2 separate regions of the Homo sapiens genome follow, and region 2 is linked to region 1. A link is a loop called in an ENCODE intact Hi-C map of the cell type or tissue named here. Cell type or tissue: stomach. All regions are shown on one strand. Each heading gives the region's core, and the rest is flanking DNA. Links, peaks and the distances in the headings are about the cores only.

The links. A loop is a pair of places that touch in the nucleus more often than their neighbours do. Peaks named below come from ENCODE experiments on the same cell type or tissue, not always from the same donor. Only the 100,000 strongest peaks of a DNase experiment are listed, where the experiment ranks them.
Region 2: a loop joins it to region 1, with 4 times the contacts of the local background. A loop is called at or near these places in 38 of 110 quality-filtered maps.

What each region holds. Positions count from the first base shown.
Region 1 is chr4:9,542,442-9,547,822 of GRCh38, forward strand. No RefSeq gene overlaps it. Among named protein-coding and RNA genes, the nearest start is that of MIR548I2, 11 kb to the right of the region's middle. In stomach, for the core only: no CTCF peak of the experiment used is centred there; no DNase peak of the experiment used is centred there.
Region 2 is chr4:9,657,840-9,663,220 of GRCh38, forward strand. LOC124900660 (a long non-coding RNA gene) reads left to right here and starts at 1,186. Exons shown (of 5, transcript XR_007058019.1): 1 at 1,186-5,381. In stomach, for the core only: a CTCF peak has its summit at 2,126; no DNase peak of the experiment used is centred there.

The DNA of each region.
Region 1 (5,381 bases), core at 265-5,264:
GGGGGTTGCAGTGAGGAGGAGGTTGCAGTGAGGAGGAGGTTGCAGTGAGCCGAGATTGTGTCCCCGGACTCCAGCCTGCACAATAGAGCAAGACTATTGTTCAAAAAAAAAAATTATATAGAAAACAAAACACATAATTTCCTCTTGATTTGATTTTCTTGATCTTGCTTCTCAGAGGTAACACTGGGGAGGGTGGGGGTATACCTCTCCACACCTTTTTCTTTTATTTTTATTTTTTAAGTTCTGGGATACATGTGTAGAATGTGCAGGTTTGTTACATAGGTGTACATGTGCCATGGTGGTTTGCTGCACCTGTTAACCCGTCATCTAGGTTTTAAGCCCCGCATGCATTAGGTATTTGTCCTAACGCTCTCCCTCCCCTTGTCCCCCACCTCCGACGGGCCCTGGTATATGTTGTTCCCCTCCCTGTGTCCATGTGTTCTCATTATTCAACTCCCACTTATGAGTGAGAACACGCAGAGTTTGGTTTTCTGTTCCTGTCCACACCTTTTTCTTCTGTGCACACAAGCACATGTATTTGCACATAAGTGTTTATTGTAACCTTTTTTAAAAAAATGGAATAATGCTATATTTATTCTTTGGAAAGCCTGCTTTTCAGGCAGCATGTCTTTGACATTGTCTCACGTTGGAACCTGGGAACCACCTTCTTCTCCCAGCAGTTATTCTGACGTGTGGATGCACCACGCTTCGTTTAACCAGCCCTGCACCGATACGTCTTTGGATGGTTTCTGCCTTTTCCCAATCACAGACGGTGTTCTGATGAATTTCCTCGCACACATCACTTGGTGCTCTGTGCGTGCATTTCTGTGAGATGTTCCTGGAGGTGGGCTGTCTAGGTCAGAGGGGGATCTGCGCTTAATTTGCATCCTGTGCAAAATTCCATCCAGTCATCCTGCTTCCCAAGGGCTCACATGGTACTGTCCTCTGTAGACATCATCTTCTGCAGATGATGGCACGACCGCCTCTCTTTCTTTTACTCACACCAGTCTGCACCCTGATGTCCTGGGGGGGTCCAGCCCCTACCCGCTTGTCTGCCCCCAGTCCCCACAGCCCCTGCTAACAGGGACTCTGTCTTCTGAGCTCTGGCAGACTGCTTCACTCTGGAGAAGTTTCCTTTCTCAAACATTCCTGGCAATGTTACTGTAAATCCCGAGGCCTGTGTTTGCCTTCTTCAGGCCTCAGTTTTCTCATAAGTAAAATGGGGATAATGTGATGCTACTGTCTGCATCCTAGAGCTGCCATGAGGGTTCAGTGAGATCACTGTTGAGAGCACGTTCACAGCGCTGGCCTTGTGCACAGTCAGCACATGTTGGGCAGGGCTGTTGCTGATACGTGGTTGACTGTCATTGCTAGACTGTGGCTTTACCAGGGGCATTGTCTTTATTGCCGAGCCCAGAGCCACCCCTAGTACCTGCTGTGTTTATAGAGTGATTGAGTGGCAGGGTCAGAGACTGGGGCAATGGCAGCAGAAACAGAGGAAAGAAGTGGGGCTTCTAATAGGTCCTGAGCCAGTGGCCCTTGAGATGAAACCTTCTTGCCAAGGTCTGGGGCTGTGCTGTGTGTTCTAGGCCCGAGACTGGAAGCTAGGCCTGGCTGCAGCTCCCGCTGAGCTGGGGAAGTGCAGGTCAGCATCCTGCTTCATTAGGACACCTCCAAGCCCAGCTTAGACGTGGATGCCAGGTGACCCCCTGTTTACTCTGAGCCCAGACAGAGGACAGGGAAGTGTGCAAGGGTGGGGACCCCCATCACAGCCCTTGACTCTGTAAGGCATATGGGTTTGTGCACCTGTTTGAGCACGGCCGTGGCTTCTCTGAGTTTCAAGCTCGAGGTTGTGTTTATGCAGGGTTAGACTTCCCAGGTAAAATACAGGAGGTCCAATTAAACCTGAATTTCTTATTAACCTTTTTTTTTTTTTTTTTTTTTTTGGGTGCACATATATCCCATGCAATATTTGGGACCTGCTTACCCTAAAAAATGATTTGTTGTTTATCTGAAATTCAAGTTTAACTGGCATCCTGTCTTTTCACTTCCTACGTATGAGAGTTCCATGTGGGGGTTATCAGTGTGCATTTGTGAGTTCCCATGTGAAGGACTGTCTCCAAGTGTCTGTAGGTGCCAGGATGGAGATGGACAGAGAAGATCCTCTCGGGCTGCTTTAGTGACACCTAGAGGCTGTGGGGTTGGACACTTCAGCCCCAGGGGCCTGGGCAGCACTGTCCAGCACCTGCCTGCTCCTGTCTTCTTCACGGGGGCTGACTTCCCTGCCATCTTTCTCCAAATACGGTGGCAAGAGCTATCCCATCCACCCCCATCTGGAGCTCAGCTGCCCAGCCAGACAAGATGGCAAACAGTGTGCAGATGGCTTCAAAGCTTTCCCCAGCTCCTTCTGCAAGGGGCCTGCAGATGAAATGGAAGCCCTCATCCTCACCGCCTCCCCCTTCCAGAAAACCCAGGCAACAGCCACCTCTGAATGCTGCTTTAGAAGCTTCTCCCTCCTGGTGATTAAACCACTCCAGACAAATAAAAAACTGCATTTCCACCATAGGTTTGTTCACATGCATGCAGCCAATTGTCTTGGATCCGCCTGTGTGCCTGATTCATCAGGGGGAGGGGTTCTCCTCTGAGGTGCTTGCAAAGAGCTGCTTGCAAAGAGCTGCTTAATTTTCATCTGAAAAACTCTCTGTAGAAACCAGGTCCAGCTTTGGAAGGAAGCCCTTTCTCCCCCTTTAGCAAATTCTGTGTCATTCTTTTTTTCTTTCTTTCTTTTTTTGAGACAGAGTTTCACTTTTGTTGCCCAGGCTGGAGTGCAATAGTGCAATCTCAGTTCACTGCAGTCTCTGCCTCCCGGGTTCAAGCGATTCTCCTGCCTCAGCCTCCTGAGTAGCTGGGACTACAGGCACCCACAACCATACCCGGCTAATTTTTTTGTGTTTTTAGTAGAGAGGGAGTTTCACCATGTTGGCCAGGCTGGTCTGGAACTCCTGACCTCAGGTGATCCACCTAGGCCTCCCAAAGTGCTGGGGTTACAGATGTGAGCCACCATGCCCGGCTGGAATTCTGTGTCATTCTGGATACTTATCACGACTTCAAGCATCCAGAACTCTGTCCTGGGTATCCTGAGCCTGAGTGTGTATGTGTGTCCAGCTGGCTTGGAGGTTGTCTACAGGCAGGTGGAATTTGGCCTCTGAGTCCATGGCAGCCTCACATGGGAAATACCACCAAGGAGCCTCATGCTGCACTTTTAGGAGATAGTTTCTATTTAGTCATTGCTGAATCTGTTACAGACAGGTTCTCAATTTCTTGCAAGTCCTGTATGAGGTGGGTGCTGTGATTATCCACATGTTCACTTGTTCTCTCTGGCCTCTTTCAGGCTCTTGCATTTCCTTTGCTGTTTTCCTGCCACAGGGCCTTTGCACATCCTGCTCTTTCTGCCTGAAAGATTTTCCCTCTCCCTACCTCTTCACCTGGTCACAGTCTCATCTGACAGTGGAGTCACTACATCCTCAGGGATGCCTGGCCACACTGAGTCAGTCACAGCAACCCCCTGTTATCTGCTTTCATGACACCAGGTGCCTCTCTGTGGTAGACACTAGCTCAGCTACGGCTTCCTATTTCTGAGCATGTCATCCTTCCCCTTCAAGACTGTGGTCACCATGAGGGCCAGAGCCATGCCTGTTCCTGATTCTCATTTGTGTCTCTCGTGTTTAGTATATGCTCACCTAGAGTTTGATTAATGAATGACAGCATACCCATTTTACGGATGAGAAAGTTGAGGCTCAGGAACATTATGTAACTTGCTCAGTATTAGGTGGTGATGGTTTGAAGCCATCTGACTGGTCGCTGGGTGCACACTCTAAACCACTTCACTATGGTTCTTCTCTCATGGTAGCTCTCCAACAGCAGGAGTGAGAGACAACTTTAGGATAGGTGTAACCAGAATCTCAGGGCTTATCCTAGAAGGTGGTGTCAGGAACATGCTTGCCTATGGGCCTTCTTACTGTATTGCATAAAATACTCCGTTTTTCTGACTCGCCTTTAGTAAAGACCTTAGCAATATTTGAAGCACAGTTGTCAATAGGAAAGGGTTGGTGTTTACACTTTTTTAAAAAGGAGTCTATATCATATTTATCTTGTGGTCTGCCATGCCCCCCCGATCTTCTTCAGCTTCAGTTATGCAAAATTAACACTTCTTCTCTTGACAGCCTCTCTCTTACCTGTTCAGTTTCTTTTCTGTGTTCGAGATTGCTTAGAATTTTTCCCCATTACTACAGCCTGCTTCCCACCTGCATCCCCCACCCAGCTTGTTCTGGATTTTGTCAACAACAGTTCCAGCATTTAGTGAGGGCTGGATTGAAGGAAAACCTTGGAAAAGGATGTGTGATGAAAGATGAAGACACCTAATGGGCAGGCAGTCATCAGGGTTAATTCAAAGGCTGGAAGAAGGGCTGACCTGGAGGACTGGAAATGTCTTTGAGCTGAAGGTCATGTGCAGGTGGAGTGAAGAGTGTGAGCCTTTTGGGGTGAACTGCAAGTATTTGATAAGATCCCTGTCCCCATGGTTGGGGAAGTCTTGATAAGCATCCTTAATGTGATGCAGGGATTAAGGAACCCCTGGCTCTACCTGCCCAGCATGGCAGTAACATGACATGGCCAAATTATTAATTATTGGTTGTCCAGCTATCATCAGATCAACATCTTCTGTTAGTTATAGCTGTAATTTGCATTAGTTGTCAATGCCAGTTTTGACTTTCCTGGTCAATAAAGTGTTCTGAGAGTGGTGACTAAGGCTGAGCACTACCCATTATCATGAGTATTACAGAGGCAAGCCCCCTTGCCCACCCACCTGCAGGTGATGAGACACCCTAGGGAAATCACTCAGTTCTTTGAAGGACCCTGCATAAATGCTCAAGTTCATCTGTTCTTCTGTCCATCCATCCATCCACCCTTCCATCCATCCATCCATCCATCCATCCATCCATCCAGACATGTATACATCCATCCACCCCCTACCCATCTGTCCACCCACCCACCCATCTATCCATCCAACCCACTCTCTTACGCACCCAGCTATCATCCATCTACCCACCTACCAACCCATCTATCCATCCACTCACCCATGCATCTATCCACCCATTCACTCATCTACCCATCTATCCACCCACCCGTCCATCCATTTATCTATCCCTCCACCCATTCACCCACTCATCCATTTCTCCACCCACTCAGCCATCCCTTCACCGACTCAACCATCCATTCATTCGTCCACCTCCCTGCCCACCCATCTTTCCATCCACCCATCTATCCACCCACCCACCTATGTATCCGTCCATCTGTTTGTCCTTCTGTTCATTTATTCCACA
Region 2 (5,381 bases), core at 172-5,171, 120 kb after region 1:
AAACATAAATTGGTTCAAGTGGTAACAAAACTGAAACATGTTTATAACCTAACATCTTTTCTTCCTACCCCTTCAATCTCCTGAGCAATGAGAAAAGTTACTGGGTTCTTTATTTGTGTAGGGAAAAGAGAGATCAGACTGTCACTGTGTCTATGTAGAAAGGGAAGACATAAGAGACTCCATTTTGAAAAGGACCTGTACTTTAAATAATTGCTTTGCTTAGATGTTGTTAATTTGTTGCTTTGCCCCAGCCACTTTGCCCCAGCTACTTTGACCCAACCTGGAGCTCACAAAAACATGTGTTGTATGAAATCAAGGTTTAAGGGATCTAGGTCTGTGCAGGACGTGCCTTGTTAACAAAATGTTTACAAGCAGTATACTTGGTAAAAGTCATCACCATTCTCTAGTCTCAACAAACCAGGGGCATAATACACTGTGGAAAGCCGCAGCGACCTCTGCCCTTGAGAGCAAGGTATTGTCCAAGGTTTCTCCCCATGTGATAGTCTGAAATATGGCCTCATGGGATGCGAAAGACCTGACTGTCCCCCAGCCCGATACCCGTAAAGGGTCTGTGCTGAGGTGGATTAGTAAAAGAGGAAAGCCTCTTGCAGTTGAGATGGAGGAAGGCCACTGTCTCCTGCTTGCCCCTGGGAACTGAATGTCTCGGTGTAAAACCCGATTGTACATTTGTTCAACTCTGAGATAGGAGAAAAGCTGCCCTGTGGCAGGAGGCGAGACATGTTTGCAGCAATGCTGCCTTGTTATTCTTTACTCCACTGAGACGTTTGGGTGGAGAGACACATAAATCTGGCCTACGTGCACATCCAGGCATAGTACCTTCCCTTGAACTTAATTATGATATAGATTATTTTGCTCACGTTTTTTGTTGACTTTCTCCTTATTATCACCCTGCTCTCCTACTACATTTCTTTTTGCTGAAATAATGAAAATCATAATCAATAAAAACTGAGGGAACTCAGAGGCCGGTGCCTGTGCAGGTCCTTGGTGTGCTGAGTGCCGGTCCTCTGGGCCCACTGTTGTTTCTCTATACTTTGTGTCTTATTTATTTTCTCCGTCTCTCATCCCACCCGACTTGAAATACCCACAGGTGTGGAGGGGCAGGCCATCCCTTCATCTGGTGCCCAACATGGGGCCCTTCTCTAGGGTGAAGGTACCCTAAGAACGTGAGCATTGAGGACAGCCGACGAGAGATTCCCGAGTACGTCCACAGTCAGCCTTGAGGTAAGCTTGTGCGCTCGGAGGAATCCAGGGTAACAATGGGGCAAACTGAAAGTAAATATGCTTCTTATCTCAGCTTCATTAAAATTCTCTTAAGAAGAGGGGGAGTTAAAGCTTCTACAGAAAATCTAGTTACGCTATTTCAAGCAATAGAACAATTCCGCCCATGGTTTCCAGAACAGGGAATTTTAGATTTAAATGATGGGGAAAAAATTGGCAAAGAACTACAACAAGCAACTAGGGAAGGTAAGATCATCCCACTTACAGCATGGAATGATTGGGCCATTATTAAAGCAATTTTAGAACAATTTCAAATAGAAGAAGATGGCGTTTCAGTCTTTGATGCCCCTGAAAGCTGTGTAATAGATTGTGAAGAAGAGGCAGGAACAGACTTTAAGAAAGGAATGGAAAGTACACATTGTAAAAATGCAGTAGAGCCTGTAATGGTTCGGTCAATGCAAAATGTTGACTATAATCAATTACAGGAGGTAATGTATCCTGAATCATCAAAATTGGGAGAAGGAGTTCCAGAATTATTTGGGCCATCAGAGTTTAGACCAAGATGGCCACCAACCCCTTCTCCCGCGGTTCAGATGCCTGTGATGTCACAATCTCAAATGCCAATCCAGGCACAGTATCCGCAATACCAGCCAGTAGAAAATAAACCCAACCATCGGTAGTTTATCAACACCAGCCGCCAGCCGAATTTCAGTATCGGCCGTCTCCAGAGGTTCAGTATGGATCTCAGGAGGTGCGTCCTGTGCCAAATAGCAAGGCACTATATCAACAACCCACGGCGATGGCGTTTGATCTTACAGTACCACCTAGTGGACAAGATAGTGCACTGCATGAGACCATTGCTACAGCCAGAAAACAGGGAGATCTTGAGGCATGGCAATATCTGGTAATGTTACAACCGATGCCGGCCGGGAAAGGGAGTCAAGCAGGAGCGTCTGTCTGAACTGAGACCAGATATGAATCTTTCACCACAAAAATGTTAAAAGATATGAAGGAAGGAGTTAAACAATATGGACCTAACTCTCCTTATATGAGAACATTATTAGATTCCATTGCTCATGGAAATAGACTTATTCCTTATAATTGGGAAATTTTGGCTAAATCTTCCCTTTCACCCTCTCAGTATCTACAGTTTAAAACCTGGTGGATTGATGGGGTACATGAACAGGTATGAAAAAATCAGGCTACTAATCCTGTTGCTTATATAGATGCAGACCAATTACCAGGAACAGGTCCAAATTGGGGCACTATTAACCAACAATCAGTAATGCAAAATGAGGCTACTGAACAACTAAGGGCTATTTGCCTCAGGGCCTGGGAAAAGATTCAGGACCCAGGAACCTCCTGCTCTGCTTTTAGTTCAATCAGATAAGGCTCTAAAGATCCATATCCAGACTTTGTGGCAAGGTTGCAAGATGCAGCTCAAAAATCCATTGCAGATAATAACGCCCGAAAAGTTACTGTAGAAATAATAGCTTATCAAAATGAAAATCCAGAATGTCAATCGGCCATAAAGCCATTAAGAGGAAAGGTTTCAGCAGGAGTTGATGTAATTACAGAATATGTGAAGGCTTGTGATGGGATTGGAGGAGCTATGCGTAAGGCAATGTTATTGGCTCAAGCAATTACAGGGGTTGCTTTAGGAGGACAAGTTAAAACATTTGGGGAAAAATGTTATAATTGTGGTCAAATCGGACATCTAAAAAAGAATTGCCTAGGCTTAAATAAACAGAGCAAAAAAAAAAAAAAAAAAAGAGCCACCTGGCCTGTGTCCAAGATGTGGAAAAGGAAAATATTGGGCTAAGGAATGTCTTTCTAAATTTGATGAAATTGGACAGCCATTGTCGGGAAATGGGAAGAGGGGCCAGCCCCAGGCCCCGCAACAAAGTGGGGCATTCCCGATTCAGCCATTTGTTCCTCAGGGTTTTCAGGGACAACAACCCCCACAGTAAATACCACCATTTCAGGAAATCAGCCAATTACAACAATACAACAACTATCCCCTGCCACAGCAGGCAGCGCTGCAGTAGATTTATGTTCTGCTCAAATGATTTCTTTACTCCCTGGAGAGCCCCCGCAAAAGATTCCTACAGGGGTATATGGCCCACTGCCAGAAGGGATGGTAGGCCTTATTTTAGGAAGATCTAGTCTAAATTTGAAAGGAGTTCAAATTTATACTGGGGTAATTGACTCAGATTATAAAGGGGAAATTCAGTTAGTGATCAGCTCTACTGTTCCCTGGAGTGCCAATCCAGGTGATAGAATTGCTCAATTACTGCTCTTGCCTTATATTAAAATTGGGGATAACAAAACAGAAAGAACAGGAGGGTTTGGAAGTACCAACCCTGCTGGAAAAGCTGTTTATTGGGCTAGTCAGCTCTCAGAGAATAGACCTGTGTGTACAGTTACTATTCAGGGAAAACAGTTTGAAGGATTAGTGGATACTGGGGCTGATGTTTCTCTCATTGCCTTAAATCAATGACCAAAAAATCAGCCTAAACAAAAGCCTGTTACAGGACTTGTTGGTGTGGGCACTGCCTCAGAAGTGTATCAAAGTGCCAGGATTTTACATCGTCTAGGACCTGATAATCAAGAGAGTACAGTTCAGCCTATGATTACTTCTATTCCAATTAATTTATGGGGCCAAGACTTATTAGAACAGTGGCATGCAGAGATTACCATTCCAGTCTCTCTATACAGCCCCACGAGTCAAAAAATCATGACTAAAATGGGATATCTCCCTGGCAAAGGACTAGGCAAAAATGGAGAAGGCATTAAAGTTCCAATTGAGGCTAAGGGAAATCCAGAAAGAAAAGGACTAAGGTATCCTTCTTAAGGGTGGCCACTGTAGAGCCTCCAAAACCCATTCCATCAACTTGGAAAACAGAAAAGCCTATAAAGGTAAATCAGTGGCCACTACCAAAACAAAAGCTGGAAGCCTTACACTTACTGGCAAAAGAACAATTGGAAAAGGGACATATTGAGCCTTCATTTTCGCCTTGGAATTCTCCTGTGTTTGTAATTCAGAAAAAAACAGGCAGATGACACATGCTAACTGATTTAAGAGCCGCTAATGCAGTAATTCAACCCATGGGGCCTCTCCAACTTGGGCTGCCCTCTCCAGCCATGATCCCCAAATATTGGCCTTTAATTATAACTGATCTGAAGGATTGCTTTTTTACCATTCCTCTGGCAAAACAGGATTTTGAAAAATTTGCTTTTACTATACCAGCCAGAAATAATAAAGAACCAGCCACCAGATTTCATTGGAAAGTGTTGCCTCAGGGAATGCTTAATAGTCCAACTGTGTGTCAGACTTTTGTAGTTCAAGTTCTTCAACCAGTTAGAGACAAGTTTTCAGACTGTTATATCATTCATTATGTTGATGATATTTTGTGTGCTGCAGAAATAAGAGACAAATTAATTGACGGTTACACATTTCTGCAGACAGAGGTTGCAAATGCAGGCCTGACAATAGCATCTGATAAGATTCAGACCTCCACTCGTTTTCATTATTTGGGAATGCAGGTAGAGGAGAGAAAAATTAAACCACAAAAAGTAGAAGTAAGAAAAGACACATTAAGAACATTAAATGACTTTCAAAAATTGCTAGGAGATATTAATTGGATTTGGCCAACTCTAGGCATCCGTACTTATGCCATGTCAACTTTGTTCTCTATCTTGAGAGGGGATCCAGACTTAAATAGTAAAAGAACATTAACTCCAGGGGCAACTAAAGAAATAGAATTAGTTTAAGAAAAAATTCAGTCAGCACAAGTAAATAGATCACTTAGCCCCACTCCAACTTTTAATTTTTGCTACTGCACATTCTCCAACAGGCATTATTGTTCAAAATACAGATCTAGTGGAGTTGTCATTCCTTCCTCACAGTACGGTTAAGACTTTTACATTGTACTTAGATCAAATGGGTACATTAATTGGTCAGGCAAGACTACGAATAGTAAAATTGTGTGGAAATGACCCAGATAAAATCATTGTTCCTTTAAATAAGGAACAGGTTAGAGAAGCCTTTATCAATTCTGGCGCACGGAAGATTAGTATTGCTGATTTTGTGGGAATTATTGACAATCATTACCCAAAAGCAAAAATCTTCCAGTTTTTGA